Linked DNA regions of Homo sapiens: all the other regions are linked to region 3. Evidence: chromatin loops called from intact Hi-C (ENCODE). Cell type or tissue: PC-3. All regions are shown on one strand. Region 1 overlaps OLA1 (Obg like ATPase 1). Region 2 has its middle 110 kb from the start of SP3. Region 3 has its middle 220 kb from the start of CDCA7.

Region 1 (8,000 bases), 510 kb before region 3:
TTGCCATAATAACTATTAAAACCTTTGTCTAAATATAGCAGTCTAGTGGAATTATGTAAGCCTATAGCATAATTTTATAAAAATTTTAATGGAATGTATAGTCTCACACTAAACTCAGTTCCAGATTCATAGGAATGTATGCTATGATTATCTGAGAAGGAAAATTAATAATAGTAACTGCTGTTAATTCTTTACTATTTGCAGGCTTTTCTAGGTTCCTTACAATATAATATGTACTATTATTATCTCTATTTTTACAAGTGAGGAAACTGAGGCTTAGAAACGTTCAGTAACCTGCCCAGTAATAAAAAGCTAGGAAAGTGTTAGGCTCTGAACCTAATTAATATATTCACTACACTTATTTCATTTATGTTCTAATTACTACTTTGCCAAATACTCCATGCTTTGGAAGGAAAAAAAATGACTCAATAATGTCTTTTCAGGTAACAACTAGGATCAGTTTCCTAACTGATTTGGCTTTCCAAATCCTTTGTGATTAAAGGAATTTCTTTCCTCTGCAGTTCTATTATTCTTGTTCTCACAAAAGTCAGGTTCATACAGCTGCGTACGTGATCAACCATATTTGTAAATCTGTATTTCTGCACGTGCTTGTTCTGGCTAGGAAAAAGCTTCCTCAAAACTAGTGACCACTGTGAGTTCTGTTAGTCCATGAAGGAACTAAACCAGGCATATAGATATCTGGCTGGAACAAATTATTTATTTGTGAAGGGCTCTTCAGAATTAGCTGGTATTTTTAGGTATGATTCCTGTACAAACAGAACTTTATGTCTTCTTTTAAAAATTTACTTTGTAAAGTAAGGAAAACAAAAAATTATAAAATGGAAGCTTTATTCAAGGGTACAGGTGTTAATGCTGAACAATTTTAGTGTAACTAAAAAAAGTTTTTAAATATTTGTATAATAGTTTCCATAGATAATGTGCTAAAGTAAAACTAGGTTACAGTAAAATACTATGGCGTATACCTGAAGCAGTTGCTGCCTGTTAATGCCTTGACCTTGGAAAGCTATATACAAAAAGATGGCATCATAAAACCGTGCAATTCTTATGAATATGTATGTGCTACTTGATAATAATGAATGTGGTACAGTCATGCATGCACTACAAGATAATGTTGTGCCCTTTTTTGTCTACAGGTTGATAAAAATTAAAGAGTGGGTGGACAAGTATGACCCAGGTGCTTTGGTCATTCCTTTTAGTGGGGCCTTGGAACTCAAGTTGCAAGAATTGAGTGCTGAGGAGAGACAGAAGTATCTGGAAGCGAACATGACACAAAGGTTAATTAGCATTCATTTTCCCTACACTTTATTATCAACTATTTCCTTGCAGTAATTTAATTGCTTGCGCTGATAGAATAATAAATGACAGAGTAATTACCATTATAAAGAGGGAATCTTCTCCTTTCTTTACCATGAGACAGAGTGAAAAGATTTATTTTAAATTAAGTTTTTAACTGTCATCTGTCATCTCCGTACAGTGTTTTAATTATAACATAGGTATTAGTTATGTATATTTTTGAGAAGGAATGATCGCCAAAACTCTTTCGTCATGTTCAGTGGGGGAGGGGAAAGGGTGAATCAGTTGCCATAATTTTTTCTGAGTAACAGTAATATATTGTTTAAATATCAGATTTCAATCAAATAATTTTGCTTTTATGGCCAGGTCCTGGAAATAATTAATTTTGGATGAAAATAGTCATAATTTTTCTTTTTTTAAATAGCAAACAATTCAAAATAATATCTTCAGGCTAATACAATTAAAACCAATTTTAGAAGAGAGGTTTTTAAAAACAGTTACTTGCTTTCTGAACCCTTCCAGTGTATTCTGAAAGATGAATGGTCATTTACTACTATCTTTAACATTTTCTGCTTGAAATGAATAATTTTAGCTCTATACCAATTTCTGGCACAATCAACTTATGTGTTGGGTGAATTTGTTTCATTTGATTTCAGTGCTTTGCCAAAGATCATTAAGGCTGGGTTTGCAGCACTCCAACTAGAATACTTTTTCACTGCAGGCCCAGATGAAGTGCGTGCATGGACCATCAGGGTAAGATTCATACTTATTCATCAGCTATATCCAGTTCCACACTATTGAATTCAGATTGATATCACTGACTTTGAAGTTTGTCATGGTGGCGGTTAGCTAGTCATTACAGATGAGGTTTTTGTCCAGGATAACTTTAATTATTTGTGAGCTGCTGAACAGTGAAAGTGGAGCGGCATTGATTGAGGCAGGTAACAATTGATTCTGCCTATTACATAGTCTGAATTTCTTCATCCTGTAGAATCTGTCTACCCTCCTCCTGTGGTCAGAGATAAGACGCACCAGTATTGTGCTTGCTTAATCTGTGTGACTGGGTTTGTCTGCAGTGAAATTGATGTTGCTTTTCATTTTGTATTCGCTAAGTTTGTTTGGGTTGCGGGTGGTTCTTTCCTCCTTTGCTTTGCTCGGATTACATTTTCAGCAATAAAAGCAATATGACATCATTATGCTCTTCATAGATACACAGTTGGGCTCAAAAAGCTAAACTCAACGTGTAATAATTCATGCCTTTTTAAATTTGAATTCATAGAAGTAATGTTTATTTTCAGTGTTATATGTTCAGTCTTACTTCTTTAAAAATGTGATATGTATTTTAAAAATTGATGTATACTGAATACAACAGAGAGAATGACTAATTTATTCCCAGAGGACAATAGAAACTGAACTGTAATGGTTTGCTTTTAAATTTAAATATATTGTAACATAGTAGTTACTATTGAAAAATATTTTGAAATATATGTGATCCTAAATAGTATGTTACAGAATATAAAAATAATACCAGAACTTTTAGAAATAGTGTCTTATTCAGTCTTTTATTATGCTTTTTAAATATATGCTACACGATAAATTTTAGTGGTGCTTTGATTCCTGTTTTCAGTGACTACTGTAATTTATTGTTACATGTATTTTGATTTAATATGGATAGAAACATGGAGGCAGTTAACATAATGTTAAATGCCTTGTGTGAATGTGAGATTTACTTTTCTTTTATCTCCTCTCCCCTTTGTAAAAAAATGTTTGATTGACTTCTAACCAAGGTCCTTTTATATAGATTTTAAAAATAATGTCAAAGCAAATCCAAGTTGGTAAACAAATTGCCAGGATTTATTTTTACTATATATTTTAAAGATGTATTTTAAAGCCTTAAAACTTTCTAACTTAAGTATGTGGAGGTAGGAAAGATAGCATGTTCTGGGCTTGAAAATGTGAAAGCTGGTTTATCTTAAGACTGATTGTAAGTATCCATGATTTAATGTGCTAAGATATTTAGTCAGGTAAGCATCAGTGAGTAGCTATATTAACCCAATACATCTTTTATTGTAAAAACTGTGCTTTCTAGTGTCAGACTCCTTATCACTTTAACATGCTTTATTAAGCAGCCTTTAGGTCACCGTTATTTCTCAAATTTCTTTCCATGGTTATGTGTGTGTGGAATATATATCCTTGTAATATAACATATGGGTTAATTATAAGACATTTCTCTCCCTATATCAACTTGAATTTCCTTCATGATGGTTAGAGGCAGGGAATATTATGCAAAATGTTCAAAAATTTTATTATCGAAATTTTTTGAGAGTTTCACAATTATTTGCTGAATGTAGATTTCCAATATGATTTGTTGGAAATGCCTTTAAAATGTCCCTTTGTATATTGATTTTTATATGTTCTTTAGATGAGCTGAAATTTTGAGAGCTTTTTATCTTTTTAAAACCTTTGATAATTCAGCTTGAAAGTTACTTAAAAATCTATTTTTTTCCACTGTGAAGAATAGAAAATCGAAATGAAACCTACACCAAAACCAGACCACTGCTTCTAAATCAATAAAACAGTGGATGACTGTTAGGAAAAACAAAGCCACGCTTCTTTAATATCTACTGATCTATGCTAAATCTGCTGCACAGATACTACCCAGTGTTGAAAATGTACTAATTATATACCTGACATCTTAACAGATATTAAACTAAGTTCTAGTTGAGCCCAACTGCAGATCAGAGAAAAGAAACTCTGTGCTTACAATCAGTCATCTTAAATGCAATTAGTTTTCTCTGGTCTTTCTTTTCAAAGAAAGGGACTAAGGCTCCTCAGGCTGCAGGAAAGATTCACACAGATTTTGAAAAGGGATTCATTATGGCTGAAGTAATGAAATACGAAGATTTTAAAGAGGAAGGTTCTGAAAATGCAGTCAAGGTAAAGAATTGTTTTTATTTTTGTATTTCACAATGTTTCCACTGATGCGAAGTTAGTCATGATAAAAATGAATGATAATTATCTTTTAAACTGAGTGTAGTCTAAAATAAAGTAATAAGATGATCAGCGTTTAGTGTTACTATCAACTGACTTAAGAGCTATAGATGTTTACATACTTTTAGATCATTTTAAAAATGTGTGAATTGTCAGTAGTTTTGTGGAGGTTTTTTTCTATAATTGAAAATAAAATAAATTAGGTTTAAGTAATTGTAAATAATTTCGAAGAATTTGTTCACTCATGGCCAATGAAAAATTGTACTTATTACATTTGAATAGCTGAAGTATAATATATATGCTTATAATTACTTCAAGAATAGAGATAGAAAGTTAGTTAAATAAAAGCTGTTCTTTCTAAAACTTCATGGTTTTACTTGTTTGTTGTTTAAAGATACTTGGGGATTTGATTTGCTTTCTCAACACTAGAGGGCAGGTCCAAAATTGTGCTTTATTTTAGCTAATAAGGATAATTTGGTTTGCAGACACTAATAGTGAAGCAGTTTTATACATGAGTAGTAGATGACTTGTTAAATGTAAATTCTGTTGCAAAATTAATTTTGTTTGATTTATTAGATGTTACTTAGAGAAATCTAGCAATCTCTAATATAGACAGATTAGCTGGTTAAACTGACATTGTAGGAAGGTTCTTTAATTTAATTTAATATTTGAAGACTACTATAGTAAATGTTATAGAATTTAAAGAAGATTCTTGTGTTTACTATTTCATAAGTTGAAAGGAATACAAAAAAGTTTATTTCAGGTTTACTTTATTTTCACTGGTATCATTGGAAAGGTCATACCGAACAGCAGGACTTTAATAGAACTGTTGGAACACCAGGAAGAGGAGGGGGAAAATCTTGGTATAATTGGTTCAATGTTGAATGAGAACCATTTTGTTTTTTTGAAAGAGTGGAAGGAATAACAGTTTACAAGTAAACACAGTTGTTAATTTTTTGATGGTGGCATCTGTATAGATATAGGTAGGTGTGCAAAAATACTGAGATTGAACTTTGTCAGGAATACTAATTAGACGAACAAAAATCTCAGATTATTTGTCAACATGCTACATCATGTTGGCATATCTATTTTTCATAAGGAAGATAAAAATGAGGATGTTTTCTATTACTAGAATTCAGAGATCAGATGCTTCTTTTTTTATACTCTTAAAATGGTAAGCCTGTTTACCAATCCTTAGTAGATCTATGTTGTAATAAACTTGATAGATGAATTGTAAATATTTCCTTTAACAATTGAGAGAAACTTTATAATATCCAATAAAATAATATTTCCTGCTTGTAAGACTATTTACCACTAACTGGCAGCTTTTATACTATAAATTAGAAAAGGTTGACTCTGACATTTTCACCTAGGATACCATTAAATATTTTACGTTGTTTTAACCTCCAAAACTAATATTTCAAAATTTGAAGTCCAAGTAAAATGAAGCATTTAGGAATTGCTCTCTGCTCCTTTATTCAACAAATGTTTACTTGCAGATTATCAAGTAGGTTTTAGATTTGAGAGCAAAATTGTGTATATGTGTGTGTATGTATGTATGTATGTATGTATGTATGTATGTATGTATGTATATGTATTTCTAACACCAGTGCAGCATAACTAATTTAATGCCAGTGCTGTGAACTATATACTGAATAGCTCTGTGTGGGCTTTGTAGTCTACAGGGATATCACATTATTAGCAATCATATCTGCTTAGGCAAAGCTGGCTTCTACAGATGGCTGCTTTCAAGTGCAAATGAACTGGTTAGACGTGTCTTGTTTAATACATACTCAAGATTCACAAATGGGTATTGATTTTTTTTTTCAACCAGTGTTTCTGATAGCAGTGGAAATGGATTAAATGGTCTCTAGAGAATTTAAAGGAACACTGTCACTTTTAATTAATAGTAAACTTGAGTGGTAACAAAGTATATAAAGTTACATTAATATGTCATGTCAATATGTACTTGATTTATATTGTCTATATAGTTTTATAACAGTGGGCTATAGATTCTAGAAATAAGTAGCTTATGGCCTTCAATACATTGCATGTCTTTATAAAAACATGTGAAAATATGTATTTTTATATATATACACACACACATATGTGTCATATATATGAAATATATATAAATATAAATATATATGTATACACACACACACATATGCCTTTAATTGTAGGGTACGTTACGTTGGCTTTCTAGAAATAAGCTTTATATATTCTTCATATATTTATATTCTGTTAAAATCAGGACAGTTTTATATGTGGTCTAGATAATTGAAAATATGCTTACTAGGGCTCTGCAATCTGGTTTGTTGATTTTACCCTCAGATGTATGATCTTTATTAGTGTTTTTGTTACAGATTAGTATAATTTCACTTGGCTTTGAACATTCTTATCAATATCTTCAAAGAGAAGCACTAATCCTGTTGGGCAAAGGTTTCTTCTCAATACATTCTAACAGAAGGGAAAAACTTTTGAGAATTTCCCCCAAAAGATCCTCAAGTCCTTATTGTTGAGGAGTCGATGGTGGGGTCATGTGGGACCATGTCAGCTGTGTGCAGTGTTAAGTGTGGGTGCTGCAGAGCCTGTTTTACTTATGGTAAAGTAAAGTTCATGCCATGGACTAAACCTGGTTTTCTGGAACTGCTGCTTGCTTCTATTAAAATTACCAGCAGATTGCATGTCTGGATCTGCATACCAGCAGGTGGAATCAGTTGCTTTGCTGACTAATTTACAAGTGGAAGAAATATCTGTCTTTGCAACTGCAACCTGTTAGAGTCTCCTTGTAACTAGGGCCATTAGTCAGGAAACCGTATGATGAATTCTAGTACATACTTCTATGTATACACATTGTCAAGACTAAATTTTAAAAACTACAAGGAAGTAGTTCAGAATCTTACACAACAACTGATCATAATTTTCCTTATACCAACTATATTTTTGGCATCACCAGTGTCACCAAAGGATTTCTTTAAGCAAATAAAGCAGCTTTTAACTAGTTATATAGTCTTTTTCTTTCTGCCTGGTTTGATCTGTTTTGTTACAGTGACTTGCTGGATGTTTGCAGACACATCAGAAATGTACCATAAACAGCGTGTAATGAAACTTAATGATATTGGTATAATTACATTTATGTACCAACAATTTAGTGGAGAATACATTATGATTATGTATATATGGAAAATCTAGTTCTGCCCAAATCAAGAATACTTTGCTTCTCTCCAAGTCTAGTTTTGAACTTGTATGCCTTCCTATATTTCATTTTTTCTTTTTTTATATCACCCAAGTAGTATAATACTTTTTATATCTGCTGCCACCATTTACCCCATGTATTTAGTTGTAAACTAATAACCCATTTCCTCTATATTTTCTGTTTGCAGGCTGCTGGAAAGTACAGACAACAAGGCAGAAATTATATTGTTGAAGATGGAGATATTATCTTCTTCAAATTTAACACACCTCAACAACCGAAGAAGAAATAAAATTTAGTTATTGCTCAGATAAACATACAACTTCCAAAAGGCATCTGATTTTTAAAAAATTAAAATTTCTGAAAACCAATGCGACAAATAAAGTTGGGGAGATGGGAATCTTTGACAAACAAATTATTTTTATTTGTTTTAAAATTAAAATACTGTGTACCCCCCCCCCCCCATGAAATGCAGGTTCACTAAATGTGAACAGCTTTG
Region 2 (8,000 bases), 280 kb before region 3:
GTTAATGGGCCGCAGAAAACCTTCTCCTCCTTCAGCAGCCCCTGCCCTCTCTTCCCTTGCTCCTGCCACTGCCTTAACCCAGATCCTCATCAGCTCATTCAATGAATATAGGAGCTTTGTGATGGCTGACTGTCTCTGCCTTTGGCCACTCTTCCCTTGATCCACATTCTGCACTGCTGCCAGGGCACTTTCTAGGAGGCAGGTCTGTGTGTGCCGAGCTCCTGTGGGAGGCCCTTCAGCGGCTCTCTCTGTCAACAGGAGAAAGTCCCTTGGCCTCACCGTTCATCTCTGCCCCACACCTGTCCCACTCTGACCAGACTTCCTTTCTCAGAACCTGCTGAGCTCCTTTGGCACATGCTTCCTCCCTTGCCCAGATTTTCTTCCTTCACACTTGGCTAACTATACAGATTCTCTAGGCTCATCTTGAATGTACCCTCCTCGGTTAGGTCATCGTGGGGGAGGGTTCGCCACCTCCCCGCTGGGTTCTTTGCCTACTACCTTCTTAGAATGCTTTTGACATTGCACTTTCATGATCTGTTTACACGCTGTCTCCCCTCCACAGCTCTTGGACTGCAACGTGCTTGCTCATCTGTATCCCTGACACCCAGCCCCGAAGGTGGCAAGGGGCCATGTAAGCATTTAATGAGCAAGAGACTGACAACTAGCTGTATGTTAAGAGATTAAAATAAAACGGCCCTTTTATTTTTTTTCTTTTATTTATTTTTTAAAAATTGGGAAGAGATCTTGCCCAGGCTGGTCTCTAACTCCTGGCCTTATGTGATCCACCCGCCTCGGCCTCCCAAAGTGTTGGGATTACACACATGAGCCACTGGCACCTGGCAAATGCTCTTTTATGTCACAACTATGTCATTCTTTTCTGTTAGAATTCTAATTTTTTATTTTTATTTTTTAAATTTTTTTATTTTTTAGATAGAGTCTCGCTCTGTCGCTCAGGCTGGAGCACAGTGGCATGATCTTGGCTCACTGCAAGCTCCGCCTCCTGGGTTCATGCCATTCTCCCACCTCAACCTCCTGAGTAGCTGGGACTACAGGTGCCCACCACCACACCCGGCTAATTTTGTTTTTGTATTTTTAGTAGAGACAGAGTTTCACCATGTTAGCCAGGATGGTCTCGATCTCCTGACCTTGTGATCTGCCCACCTCGGCCTCCCAAAGTGCTGGGATTACAGGCGTGAGCCACCGCGCCTGGCCTAGAATTCTAATTTTTTAAAGTGAAAATTAGCAATAATCTTTACTGGAATTTTAATAGCTTAGAACTTTAAAGTTCATCTACTCTAGTCTTTCTTGTTGTTGTTTTTGTTTTTGTTTTTTTTTTTGAGACAGAGCTGACTCTGTCACTGAGGCTGGAATGCAGTGGCACAATCTTGGCTCACTGCAACCTCCGCCTCCCAGATTCAAGTGATTCTTGTGCCTCAGCCTCCCGAGCAGCTGGGATTACAGGCGCCCGCCACCACACCCGGCTAATTTTTGTATCTTTAGTACAGACAGGGTTTCACCATGATGACCAGGCTGGTCTCAAACTTCTGGCCTCAAGTGATCCACCCACCTCGGCCTCCCAAGTGTTGGGATTACAGGCATGAGCCACCGTGCCTGGCCAGTCCCATCATTTTTACAGGCAAGGAAACGATGGTCCTGAGTAGTGACAGCAACACTGTTAGTGGTGGCGCTGGGCTAGCCTCCAGCTCCTCTGGTCAACTGCCTGTGGTACCCAACACTGAGTGGAAAAGCTGCCTTTCTATTGGCTCCTAGGATTGCACAGTTATGCATATGTGATGAAGGAAATGGCCATCTCCACTCAACGTTTATGGTATTTTCACTTAGCTTTTGGACACTGCTGATATTGCTGAATTAGAACAATTCTAGAACATTTATTATTATGTGGAAAGATCATTCATGGCTCTCTAAAATTATTAGTGTAGCCTATTGTAAGTGAAGAGAGAGAGAGAAGAAAAGACACTTCAATGTTTTATGTCCAGAAAGACCTAGTACTTGAATATCAGAGAATACTAGAAATGGAGAAAATATATTTACTTAATGTCACTATAAAATTATTTCTTTTCATGTTGAATCATTGCTAACAATTCACACAATTATAATTTTATATTAGAGAAACAACATCTTTGATATAAAGTAATTTAAGTTGCTCTCTGGTATCTTAAATGTCAAACCAGGGCAAAATCTTACCTGGTAGAAACTGTAGAGTTATGATTGCCACATACCTAGGGTGAGCATTTATTGTTTTGTTTGCTAAGCTCTCTCCCTTCCTTCTGAGACTGTTTTGGGAAACTGCTGGTCTAATACAGGATGCAAAAGGGAGTTGCACTTTAAAATTTGACCTTGACTCCCTGGTGTTGTGATTGTTGCTGGGTGTGAGGTTGGCATGGGCAAGCCAATTATACCACCATATTCTTAGGCAACAATGATTGCTCTGAGAAGGGGCATGTATCCTAAACTAGACCCAGCAGAGTCGTTCCTTGCCATTTTTAAAAAACAGAAGTTGGTAGCAGAGGAGAAGAGTTTCTTTACTTTCTTGTCTTGATGCTGAGAAAATATGACTTAGAAGTAGCTCTGATTGTAGCCTTGGGTAGATAAAGGTGATCTGCAAGAATGAAGCCAGCCCGCAGAGAGAAGCAGAGAGGACAAAGGATGAGAGAAAGGGAGAGAGCTCCTTGACAGGGTTAGAGGCCCTGGTTGCAGTTATGCATGAGGCTCTCCTCTTCCTGTAACCAGGTATCAGCCAGTAATTTTTGTTTTTTCTTTTTTGCTGGTTTGGGTTTTGAAGCTTTGCAGCTAACCATTGATCAAGTTTTAACATACGAAGATTTTGTTTTGCTTTGTTAACTAAACAAGTTGAGCAAATGTGCCTTCTGTATCCCAGAATGTAGATTGCATTGTGTATGTGAGGTAGATATTTATAAGGATGCTGTATTATTTTTCCTCTCTCCTACTTTGACGTTCACTGTATATTACTTACGTAACAGGAAATTAGAAAAAGTTTGAGAAATGTGTCTAGCAGCCTGGCTAAATTTGTCCAACTGCTAAGCAGTCCAGTCTGCCAGGCTGACTTTAATCTGGAAAAGTTCTTTAAAAACCAACCAGTTTGATACAAATGTTTTTGTTGAAATGTTTTCTAGTATGTAGCAGAACTGGCTCTCTCACAAAGCAGCCTATTTATAGTAGTAATTCCTTTGAAGAAAATTTTTTTGTCTGAGTACATGATCAAAGTAACAGCAGAACACTGAATGGATGCATTAATCCAATAAGATATTTAAGTTTGTATTAAATTCTAGAAACTTGAAGCAGGACATCTGAAATGGATTTCACTCAGCATAGTGTAAATCATAGTTCTTGATGGGGTATATTAAAAAGAAAATCTCCTATGGTTTTAATATCTTTAGGATTTTTCTGTAGGAGGGAGTTAGGGCCTGGTGAGTGGGTAAAAGAAAATAAATAGAAAAAAATTTGTAAAAGTTAAAATGCCAACACATGTGCATCGACACCTGAGAATGACAGGGGTGAGGAGAGCCACTATTTCTCAAACATCATCTACCAGCCTTGGAATTGGTTCTTGCCCGAAGTGTTCCTTCCACAGGTAAAAGGAAAAAAACAGCAGAAAATGAGAAAATTCTGATTGAGTTCTGCAGAGCCAAGGGCAAATCAATAGTTCATTTCCCTGACTCCGATATTCAAAACTTGATTTGGAATCAATTTGTGTTTAGAAGGTTTCCACAAATTCTAAGGCAACAAAAATGAAGACATATCACAGAATTTAATCTGTCTTGTTTGCAGCCCTTCCCCTGCCCAGGACTCGACAGATGCAGGAGGGACAGCTGGCAGGAGGAAGGCTTGGATGAAGTCACCAAGGGGACTGTTTGGCTGGTGACTCATGGCTTAAATTTAATTGTTTTGGCAAAGTCAATATGTTGCTCTTGTGTAGAAACAGAAATAATGAGGATATTTGGGTTGATGTTTCTGATTTTTTGAAGGAGCTGTGGTAGTCTTGAATAAATAGAATGGAGATCGGGACCTAGTAAACGAAGACTTGGGGCGATGACATCCATTGCTTCCTTCAAGGTTTTAATGAAAACTGGTGTCCTCTAGGAAAAGAAATGCAGTCCCTTGGGAAGCAATCTTGTACTAGAGAGGAAAAGGCAGCTTTTGGATAATGGTTTCATTTGTAAATATTAAAAAATACCTTGTAACTGGAAATTGTGACTAGAAACCTGTAATTTTCTTGATAATGATTTCTGTTTATATGTGTATGTATCTGTTCATGGTGACATCCGACTTCCCAATATTTCTCAACTATCTACAATTTGGCTGAGAACCAGAAAGTGAGGGGAAAAAAATGACCAAATGAGATGCCCAGAGCCCAGTGACGAAAGCCCTTGTGCTTTACCCATAGATGTTCTTATGGTCTTCTTCTTCTAGTGTTTTCTTCCTTGATTGAAGGCGCCACTGCTCATCCACTTGCATAAACCAGACCTCTAGAAACTCTCCCAGGCACCTTCTTTCCCTTCATCTGGGTGCGCCCATTCACCTTTCGGTCATGCCACACTGACCTTCTACACAGCTCTCAAATCGTCCACTCTTCACGTGCAGGGAGTCTTGACCTACTTTTTGCAATGAAACCCTTTGGCAGTCTGGTGAAGCCTATGTGCCCCTTTTTAAAGTAAGATTTTTAACTTTTTAATTTTTTTTAGCAAACTAATGCAGAAAGAATAAGGCTTTATAATGCATTAAATAAAACACAGGATTACAAAGAAAACCAATTATGTTAAAATACAGTTATCAAAGTATTAATAATTTTGACTTATAATAATATATGTGCTTCTTTATAAATGCATTATGTAATATGACATAGTAGCAGGCCTAACAACTGCAGTAATTTTCAAGTAGTGATGAGTATAAATGACATATATATATATTTTTGTTGTTGTTGTTGTTTGTTTTTGAGACGGAGTCTCGCTTTGTCACCCAGGCTAGAGTTTAGTGGCACAATCAATCTTGGCTCACTGCAACCTCCGCCTCCCAGCTTCAAGTGATTCTCCTGCTTCAGCCTGGGATTACAGGCACACACCAGAATGCCCGGCTAATTTTTGTATTTTTAGTAGAGATGGGATTTTACCATGTTGGCCAGGCTGGTCTCGAACTTCTGACCTCAGGTGATTCGCCTGCCTCGGCCTCCCAAAGTGCTAGGATTACAGGCGTGAGCCACCGCGACTGGCTGAGTATAAATGATATCTTGATATATCTGCAGCAACTGTAATGTGATCTGAAAACACCTGTGATTTCTCTCGGTAGCAAGGTCACAGATGCTGCTAATACTCCTGAGGTTTGCTGCCTACATTTATAACGGAAGGAAATACTAAATTTCAATTAGCGGTTGATGACAATAAAGATACGCTTGTTTTCCCACCTAAATTCACAGAATTCTGTGGAGCCTGGACTGAGAATACTGCCTTTAGGCCAAGCCACCATCGTTTTTGCTGGACTTAACTGCCACAGGCTCCTACTGGATGTAAAGCTTGCCCATGTCCAAAATGTCCTCTACTCTGCAGCCAAGATGGTGTTTTCAAAATGCAACTGCCCACTTATACACCTGAACTGCCTTCCATTGCCCTTAGAGACCAAAAGGCCTAGGTCTTGGCCACAGGGCTCCTCTTCCTATGTGGCAGATTCTGTGTTCTCTCCCACCACAGGGCTTTGGCACGTGTGTTTCTCTCCACATCCTTCCTCACCAGTGAACTCTTAGGAGATCTGCTCAACCATCACAAGGAAGTCTCCTCTGACCTTCCTGATCAGTTCCTGGTTGTCTACTGCCTCATATCCCTCTTGTTTCTCTGAGGTGATGTTACATTTATTTGCATGATTCTTTGGCTAATTGCTTGTCCACCCATCAGCTGTGGGTTTCATCAGAACTGGTTTCCAGCCTGGCCAACATGGTGAAACCCCGTCTCTACTAAAAATACAAAAATTAGCTGGGTGTGGTTGTGGGCGCCTGTAGTCCCAGATACTTGGGAGGCTGAAGCAGGAGAATCGCTTGAACCCGGGAGGTGGAGGTTGCAGTGAGCCGAGATCTCGCTACTGCACTCCAGCCTGGGCAACAGAGCAAGACTCTGTCTCAAGAAAAAAAAAAAAGAACTGGTTTCATGCTATTCCCAGGACAGTGCCTGGCATATAATAGAGGCTCATTAAATGCTTGTAGAATAAATAGATGAATGAATGAATAGTTCCAATAGCATTTTAGGAGCAGAAAAACCCAATGACATGGTAGGGATTGAGATGAGAAGAAAAGTTTACATGACAGCAGGGTGGAGTGACAACTTCTTATTCAGGGAGGAGACAGGGATGCTCACAGAAGTGGCCAAAACCAGACACCCCCTCCTCCTGAACTGAAGTCTGTCAGCGTAACTAAAATGGCGAGTTTTATGTACATCAATAGGCCTCAAGAGCACCACTATGTTATAGGAGATAATATTAATTTATATTTCTAAGGTCAACCCTAAATATTAAGAAAAAGTTAAATTACATTATTGGTATTCACATATTTAAAAAGAAATGTTATAAAAATAGCAAAAGTTTACATTTCTCTTGAAAAGGTTATTTGGAAAATATATGAGGTCTGATGATTGTGCCGTATGTGTATGTACATATATGTATATATTTATTTCCTGGAATATATTCTTTGATGCCAACACTTAGATATTTAATGATTAGGTCTAAGATATGTTTCTTCAACAGTATAACCTAGAAGTGGAATTTTCAGTGGGTTGATTATATCAGTGGAGAATGATACTAACGAGGCCATATTATGGGTAATGTTCTCACAAAGTGATGATGACATTGTGTCCTGTGGTATAGATTTCATTCCCACTTCCAGCTAAACATGGTGCAAATGCAGGCTTAGGGTTTTGAATAAAAGTGCATGGATAGATGGTGCAAATCCATCTTTGATAGTTAAGAAATGAGTCAAAGTTGACTTGTGTAAGATAATTTTGAGTTCCTACCATGGTCAAGGCCTGGTAGTAGGTCCTGGATGTGTAGCAATCTCATCCCTGCCAAAATAGCATTGGATCAATTTTCCTACATGAATGGGTGTATTACTTCATTAATAACTGAAGTTGGACTGTTTCATGGGGACTCATTTTATAGTGAAAGATACACAGATACTAGCCCTGGACTGGAAAAAGATAGAATGCTTTTATTCTGAATCCCTGTAGGGGAAGATGAATTTTTAGGCATTCACCCTACATACCTTCGTATGTGAGGCAAAGATTGGAACATCAACTCCCAAGAGACTGTTCCCTTTGTGCTGTTCCAGGGGCTGTTCCTATCTGTTTGGCGAGCACCTGGAAACCATTGCCCAGGGTTTGGATTCAAACCTAAAGTTATCTGATTGGCTTATTTCCACATCAGTTGCTCATCATTTATTTAGAGCAAAATCACGTAAAATCCTCCCTCCTGTGGATCAAGTTGGCCAGTCCAGTCTGGAAAAGTGATGGACTGTGCCAACTGGCACTCAGAGCCTGGGCCACGGCCATCGGTGACTCGTTGGGCCGATTTTCATTTGCACTTTTCCACTGGGCTTGGACCCAGCAGCCTGAAACAGTGCCTATGAAGCTGTCACACTCTGTTGTGTCAAAGTGACTCAAGCACTTTTGGGCTGGGATCATTGAAATGATGGACTGTTATGGTCTTCCCTCTTAACGCGCATTTAATGCCTGTTCAGGGAGCACTTCATTTACACATCACTTACATGCTAGACTTATGCAATTTTGGTTGTAAATTCAGTATTGTTCTTGTATAGGAGCCATGCTCTAAATTAAATAAGACGAGCCCCTTGTACCCTAAAGGCAGGCCTGCGTGTGTATTTCTAACCTCTTTGCAGTATCAATTACCATGGAATTACATTACAATTTTTAACAAGGATAACATTCAGGTTTCAAAAGAGGAAAAATAGATTGAAATAAGAAAAC
Region 3 (8,000 bases):
TAAGCTATCCCATCACTCTTTATTTGGGGGAAGGAATGAGAGAAGGAAACCGGTGACAATGAGGCAAAAGAAGAGATAGGTGAGAAAAAAGAGGAAAATAAAGATGCTGAGGAAAGGCTCAAGATTGAAGATGTAGGCTCAGATGATAGCAGTAAGGGTAAGAAAAAGAAGACCAGAAAATTAAAGAGAAATACATTGATTAGGAAGAGCTAAACAAGGCCAAGTTCATCTGGACCAGAAACCCTCATGATGTCACCCAGGAGAAATATGGAGAATTTTACAAGAGTCTCACCAATAACTGGGAAGACCACTTGGCAGTCAAGCATTTCTCTGTAGAAGGTCAGTTGGAATTTAGAGCATTGCTACTCATCCCTCAACGGGCTCCCTTTGACCTCTTTGAGAACAAGAAGAAAAAGAACAACATCAAGCTGTCCATCGTGTGTTCATCATGGACAGCTGTGATGAGTTGACACAAGAGTTTCTCAATTTTATTCATGGTTTGGTTGACTCTCAGTATCTGCCCCTCAACATCTCTCGAGAAATGCTTAAGCAGAGCAAAATCTTAAAAGTCATTCAAACAAACATTGTTAAGAAGTGCCTTGAGCTGTTCTCTGAGCTGGCAGAAGACAAGAAGAACTACAAGAAATTCCATGAGGCAGTCTGTAAAAATCTAGCCCACTGATTTAAATGTTAATCACATCTACAAAATGTCTTCATGCCAACATATAGACTGGTGTTTGGCCAATCTAATATATGGGTACCATGGCCTAGCTAGGTTGACACATAAAGTTTGCCATCACACCAAGTAATCCAGCACTACCATTCAAAAGGGTAGTTTTGCAAGTTAATAAAAAACTCTAGCAGTGTGGAAGCCAATTAGTCAGGAAACAAGCTGAGTCATCTTAGGGTTTCACTGAGAGCCGAAGGGCAAATGGAAATGTATAAAATGGAGGAAATTAAGCCAGAGTACTCAAGATGTTTATAAAGAAATAGAAGAGTGTATAACGGAAATGAAGAGTACTACTGCTGAAAGGAGGATGGAACTGGCAAGGAATATAGAAGGTACCAAAACAAACAAAAACATCCTTCAAACCCAGACCTTAATATTCTGAGCCCCAATGCCTTTGCCCATCTCCTTGGGCCTCTTGCCTCTTGGGGTCCAAGTGTTACAGAAGCTGCTTCAGCAGCAGCAGAGCAAGACCTGGACCCAGCACTGGTGGAGGGGGAGGCCTAAGCCAATTTCCACGACAGGAAGGAATGCTCCAGAGGACAATAAAAGTGAGGTCATCATGTGTCTACGAGTCTCTCCAGAAAAATATCAGATGTGAACTGTAAAACAATCAACATTCAGTTGTATAGGAAAAGTTAAAGCCATACTAGAGCAGGGGCCAAAAGCTTACAGAGAATCTGTGAAAGCCAGTTGCATGTAAGGGAGCCAGCCCTAATGGCATGCAGGTAGAACTCGAGCTTGTGGAATTTTTCTTTTAAACTATGAAGGACAGAGGTTCCTTTTCAGTCGAAAAGTGAACAAATGTTATGCCCATCTTTTAAAAAAATGGGCACTGGCATTGTGGAAAGCATTTGGGAGATTTATCAAAGAGCTTAAAACAGAACTACCATTCTACCCAGCAATCCCATTATTTGGTATATACCCAAAGGAATATAAATCATTCTACCATAAAGACACAGGCATATGAATGTTTATTGCAGCCCTATTCACAATAACAAAGACATGGAATCAACCTGAATGCCTATCAATGGTAGACAGGATAAAGAAAATGTGGTACGTATACAACATGGAATACTACACAGCCGTAAAAAAGAACAAAGTCATGTCCTTTGCAGCAACATGGATGGAGCTGGAGGCCATTATCCTAAGCAAACTAACACAGGAACGGAAAACCAAATACCACATGTTCTCACTAATAAGTGGTAGCTAAACATTGAGGACATATGCACACAAAGAAGAGGATAACAGACACTGGGGCTACTTGAGGGTGAGAGGGTGGGAGAAGGGTGAAGATTGAAAAACTACCTATCATATACTATGTTTATTACCTGGATGATAAAATGATCTATACACCAATCCCCTGTGACACACAACTTACTTATATAACAAGCCTGCACATATACCCCTGAACCTAAAATAAAAGTTTAAAAAAAGAGGGAAGAATGGGAGATAGGGTTGAATTAATATAGTAATTATAGACCAGACAGCATTGAAAACCAGGAAAATTTGATTGAAGCTTTCATTAATCACTGTATCTAAGAGCATAAAACACTAGTGGGTAAACTGTGCTAGTCTGTTTGGACTACTGTAACAAAATGCCATAAACCAGATGGCTTATAAACAGTAGAAACTTATTTCTCACAGTCTGGAGACTGGGAAGTCCAAAAGGCTCCAGAAGATCTGGTGTTTGGGGCCTGCTTCCTGGTTTGCAGATGGCTGTCTTCTCGTGCCATCCTCATATGGGCAGAAAGCAGAGAGAGAGAGTGGAAGCAAGCTCTCTCGTGTCTTCTTATAAGGGCACTAATTCCATTCATAGAGGCTCCAACGTCATGACCTAATTACCTCCCAAAGGCCCCACCTGCTACTACCATCACCTTGGGGATTAGCATTCTAACATATCAATTTTGAGGTGACACAAACACTCAGGCCATAGCACAAACCACAGGGCTTTTTGAAAGTCTTAGGGAAAAGAAAGTTGAAGTGCAACTTCCTTTCCAAATGTGGGCACATACACCATAGCCACACCACCTGTTAGCCCAGAACTGTATTTATGTCATCCTCCAGCCTGAGCCTCCAGGGGGCTAGGACTGCAGGACCCATGCTCTTAGTATGAAATGTGCTATCAGTGTTTTTCTTTCTGCCCACATAGTTACAAACAACTGAATTCAATCCAAAGTGCATTTCTTGAGTGTTTACTAGGTACTGCCTTACCAGGAAGTGACTTAAAGAATATAAAAATGCATAGGACATGGTTTCTGCCCCTCAAGATCACTACATGAAGGAGACCCACATACATATTAATAAATGAAAAAGATTATTTTAATTAAAACAGAAGGGAGAATTCAGACTTAAGCAATAACTCTTGACCATCAGAATGATAACACTGGAATTTCCTCTGAAAGGCGAGCTGAAGAGTTTCCTCCTTTAGACATAAAGTGAGACTGAACAGCCAGCCATCTTTGGTTGGTTAGACACCCACCTGACCCAGAACAGAGCTTGGGGCAGGTAATATTGCCAGGCCCCTCCCACTGTATAATTCTAAGACACTGTCATTTCTAGGTTGCTAAAAATAGAAACATGGCATCTGGTATGTAACAATATACAATATTGCAGCTGTGTCTTTATGATGAATAATAATACTTTGGAGTTATATGATGAGGCAATCACCTTGCAAGTGCAATCTCATTAACCCTCACAATATTCTGATTAGGTAGGCAGGTGGCAAGTGATCTGAACTCAGTTTGCAATTGAAGGAACCAAGACACAGAGAATCTGAGAAACTTCCCAAGGAGCACCCACTTTCAGTCACAGGTGGGAATGTGGCCCAGGTCTCCTGTCTCCAAATTTGTTGCTCTGAGCAGTAGTCCACACTGCTTCCAAGGTTCAGCAGCAGAACAAACTCGAAATTGGCATTGTCCTGGATCTACCCCCTGGGAAATATTGCTGACTTCTCTTAAGTGAATGCCAGAACCACCCCAAGATTAAGTTCAGTATTTCCTTGTTCTATTAACCTCTGGCAATTAACCTCTTCCTCCTTCCAAACTCCAACCTGTCTTGAAATAAACCGAAGAAATATTTAAACCACGCCAAAACTTCTCTATGACTTCTGTTAATCTCTCCCGAGTTTTTGTTCTGGTGTGTGGGTGCAATTTAGTTGAAGGTCAGTTGTTTTTAGAGAGTCACTGTTCTAAAAGTCTTTAAACACTCGTTCAGGCACCCTGTGTAAATAGATTTCTTCTCTCAGTCCCGATTTTATTCATGTCTTTGATAATAGAAAAAAATACTTGTTTGCTTTCCTAAACATGCTGTGTGATTTTGCTCAGACTAGAGGAACAGGTTTGGTGATGCTGATTTAAAATCACAGGAAAATGACACCATGAGCCAGGAGACATTTGCCAGCCCAGAGCAAAGGCGTCTTCTGAGCCTCTGGGGAAACACTGATATTCGTTTATAGGGAAACAGTAAGATTAATATGGGAACTCGGGTTGTGCTTTTGGGGGCAGGATTCCCTGGCTCCTTTTGAGACAATGACACGCGGCCACATCTTCAAATTGTTAATTATGTACTGCCCCCTAGGGATTTTTGTTTTGCTGGTGACAACCTGCTTCAGATCCTACAGGAAATATTTATCAGCCAGCTTCAGCCGGTATTTGTCTCATCGAAGGCTGCACCTTTTTGTGACCTTGTTGTACTGAGTCTACCCCTTTCTCTAGCAAGTCAGATTCACACACTTTACTTTTTGAATTGTTGATTTTTTCCCTCCCTCTTTTGTCTTTATTTGGTTTTATTTCCCCAGGATGGCTGCATTTGAATAGTGTGGGGAGGACTGACGTCTCTGCTCTTTAAAGCGCTGCTCTTACCAACCTCCACATTTCCCCTGTGGCTTTGTAAACATCCTTGGATTTGGGTAACAGAGGAAGAGCAAACTGTTAATCATAGACACTTACACATATGCACTTACATGTTTATCTGCACTTACTGATGGAGGAGTTCTCTATACTCTGAAATGTTCTCTATGAAATTCCATTTAAATCAAAAACTTTTATCAGAAAAATGAAATTGCTTCATGATTGAATAGCACTTTGCTTCTAAGTACCAGCCATCGAGGCTGATGAAATGGCCCAGATGACGCTTTTCCCCAGAAAGACATCCTTTACCCTTTATTTTAAAGTTAGAGTAAAAAATGTTGGCCCTATATTTCTTCGCACACTTTCAATACAGAAACGGTCTTAAGCTATAATAAATGACACAGTATCTGATATGAATGTTGTAAATATGCGTTGTTTTTACTGTTTGTGTAGTTTGTTCCTTTTTTTAAATAATGCATAAGACAGCCCTGGCAGGAATCTTTCTTCATGGATTGTATATTTTTTTAAACACACACACACACACAAATCCTGTACACAACAACTTTAGCAAATATATGCACGATCCAAACAGTTCAGAAATATAAGATCTGAAAATGAGCAAAGGGCAGCAGATTTTTGAATAGGCTTCATCAGCCGAGGGGAGAGGTCAGTCGTGGAGATTAGTTATAGGAGCTATTAAGTCTCCTCTGACACCCACAGTACAAGCTGCTTAACATAATCAGCCGCAATCAGCAAAACTGCTGTTTATTACAAAACGTTTTTCCCTTTTAATATTTCATATTGTTATGTAAAATGGTGCAGTGTAGGGACACACACATTTCACCAGGGACATATTGTACAAATTGTCAGCAATAATAATTTGTGGCTCTTCTCATGACATCTTTTGAAGTTAAAACGGTTGAGCGATACCTCTCCAGGGCTATTTTCTCTAATGTGGTTAATAGTTTGCACTGGAGTTGACCAAGCACCCTCTGGGTGATGTCGACATTTACCAGTATGAGAAAATGTTTGTGTGACCGAACATCAGCCAGACAAGTCTGTAATTCCAGGCCATGAAGCTTGGTTCTGCTTTCTCTTACCCATTTGGTCAGTGCCCTCAGTTATAGGTGTGTCTCATACTGGAATAAAAATGAGCAGAGGCATTCCCTAGTCTGTCCTAATCACCAGAGTAATTCCTCTTTCAAAACATTTTAATTTAAATAGAACTGATTATGAGGCACACGGTAGGAGTCTATGTAGAATGAATTTCATACACTGAGTATTGGGATAAGAGAAATTTCCTAACTGTCCAATAGGACAGGTTGCCATGGCCTAGATTAGAGGACACTTGGATATTTTTTTTTTCACAGTGCAAGTTCATGTGTGTTTTTTTTTAATACTTTAAGTTTTAGGGTACATGTGCACAACGTGCAGGTTTGTTACATGTGTAAACATGTGCCATGTTGGTGTGCTGCACCAATTAACTCGTCATTTACATTAGGTATATCTCCTAATGCTATCCCTCCCCCCTCCCCCCACCCCACAACAGGCCCCGGTGTGTGATGTTCCCCTTCCTGTGTCCATGTGTTCTCACTGTTCAATTCCCACCTATGAGCGAGAACATGCGGTGTTCGGTTTTTTGAGAGGACCCTTGGATATTATTTCCACATTTCTCTAAGAGAATAAGAAAGTACAGAGGCAGACGTTGCTGGTTCCCCTTCCAGTCCACTAAGCATCTTGTACAAGATGTCCTAACCCCTGACAGCTGTCTCCTAAGGTTCCATCCCTGGTCATCCCTCCCATTCACCCAGAGCCAGCATAGCTGGTTCATGGGAACTCTGGGCTGAGCAGGAGGCACTGGAGCAGAACAAAAGTGTAGGGTTTTATTTGTACAAATATGGGAATACTTAAAAGCTAAAATAAGCATTGTCCCTTTCCAAGTGAGCACCTTAGCAGGCTAAATGACACATTTATTCGAACACTGGAGCAGCCATTTCTCCCAATTTTGGTCCATCTTGTTTAGAAGCTGTGAAAGACAATCAGTGTCCTTCCTGTAGAGTCACTCATACCTTCCTTTGAACATTAACTCAATCATCTATTTCATTCATCAGGTCTGACTCCAAGTGAATGGACATTCCTCATTCTTTGTACACCTCCTATTTGGAAAAATTCTTTTGGATATTTATTTCTGTATCTATATCCCCAGTGTAATAAACTTCTTGAGATGAGGAGATTTTCATTTTCCCCTCTATATGCATCACCGTCTAGCTGCATCAGACACATAGTAAGTGCTCAATAGATGTTTGTTGAATAAATGAGCAAAGAGTTTAGGAAATTAAATTCACTCTTAGAGAACAAAGGTGTTCCCCTATGAGGGCTCTGGACTTGGAAGACTATTCAAATGTAGGGTTTTCATTCCTTGAACGTTTCTTGAATAATGGAAACTTCTCAGGAATTAGTGTTCACGGACAACATATCATTGAAATTTTAAAACGCTGTTAGATTTCTTAAAACCCCAATTATTGGACTTTCTAGACCAGTGCTCTCTAATAGAAATACACCGCAAGCTGCTTATATAATTTTAAATTTTCTAGTAGCCACATTTAAAAAGATGAAACAGGGTGAAATTAATTTTGATAAAATGCTAACAACATTTAATTTAACCCATATATGCAAAAACTTTTTTCAACATATAATCAGCTTAAAAAATTATTGATGTTTTTACATTCTTTTTTGCTGTTGTCCTAAGTCTTTGAAATTTGGCATACATTTTATGTTTATAGCACAACTCCATTTGGAGTAGCTGTATTCCACGTGCTCAGTAACCATGCATGACTGCTAGCTACCAATACTAGCAGCACTGTTCTAGATTCTGGGCCTGCCTCATTGCCCTCTTGGCCAGTACCTTCTTGTGATTGATACCTCCGAGGGTGGACTACAGGGGGCAGCAACAGGCAATGACTGGATGTGCCATGAGTGGTCACTTCTCTACTTATTTGCCCTTTCTTCCCTAGCTGGAGCAAAGACGCCAGTGGTACAATAGCATTTTGAGCAAATTAGAACATGAAAGCATGTGCAACACCCCAGATTTCATGTTATCAGTGCCAACCACATTTTTATTCCTTGGGCTGGTTGTTTCCTTGATTTTTCTTATATTCAGCCTAATGCAGCTCATGAAAAGGCTCAGACAAGAGACAAGTGTGGTTTCCACTCCTGAAGTCAATAGCAGAGCCGATGGGACCTAATGAACCCTGATATAAGAAAAAGAGAGGAGTCAGGGTGATTCCTGGGTTTTTTCCTTGTTCAACCATGTTAGAGAGTGGCATTGGTACAGTCACCTAGGGAGGGAGTGTGGCTGGAGAAGCTGGTATTGCTAATTTCAGTGCCTTGGGGCCTTCCAACACAATGTGGCTGGGAAGAGG

Evidence for each region. Peaks named below come from ENCODE experiments on the same cell type or tissue, not always from the same donor. Only the 100,000 strongest peaks of a DNase experiment are listed, where the experiment ranks them.
Region 1: it touches region 3 in a loop (6-fold over the local background); 2 of 110 quality-filtered maps call a loop at or near these places.
Region 2: a loop joins it to region 3, with 3 times the contacts of the local background. A loop is called at or near these places in 2 of 110 quality-filtered maps.

Annotation. Positions count from the first base shown.
Region 1 is chr2:174,075,219-174,083,218 of GRCh38, reverse strand. OLA1 (Obg like ATPase 1) reads left to right here. Exons shown (of 11, transcript NM_013341.5): 8 at 1,155-1,295; 9 at 1,971-2,067; 10 at 4,129-4,251; 11 at 7,692-8,000. The coding sequence ends at 7,793. Among named protein-coding and RNA genes, the nearest start is that of LINC01960, 54 kb to the right of the region's middle. In PC-3, CTCF peaks have their summits at 4,740 (motif pointing right) and 7,000 (motif pointing right); no DNase peak of the experiment used is centred here.
Region 2 is chr2:173,850,919-173,858,918 of GRCh38, reverse strand. No RefSeq gene overlaps it. Among named protein-coding and RNA genes, the nearest start is that of SP3, 110 kb to the left of the region's middle. In PC-3, no CTCF peak of the experiment used is centred here; DNase peaks (open chromatin) are centred at 3,868 and 7,448; H3K4me3 peaks cover 308 bases; H3K27ac peaks cover 721 bases.
Region 3 is chr2:173,567,783-173,575,782 of GRCh38, reverse strand. It overlaps the pseudogene LOC100129456. Among named protein-coding and RNA genes, the nearest start is that of CDCA7, 220 kb to the right of the region's middle. RefSeq lists a silencer at 2,711-2,770. In PC-3, CTCF peaks have their summits at 4,274 and 7,522 (motif pointing right); a DNase peak (open chromatin) is centred at 4,192; H3K4me3 peaks cover 1,496 bases; H3K27ac peaks cover 2,882 bases.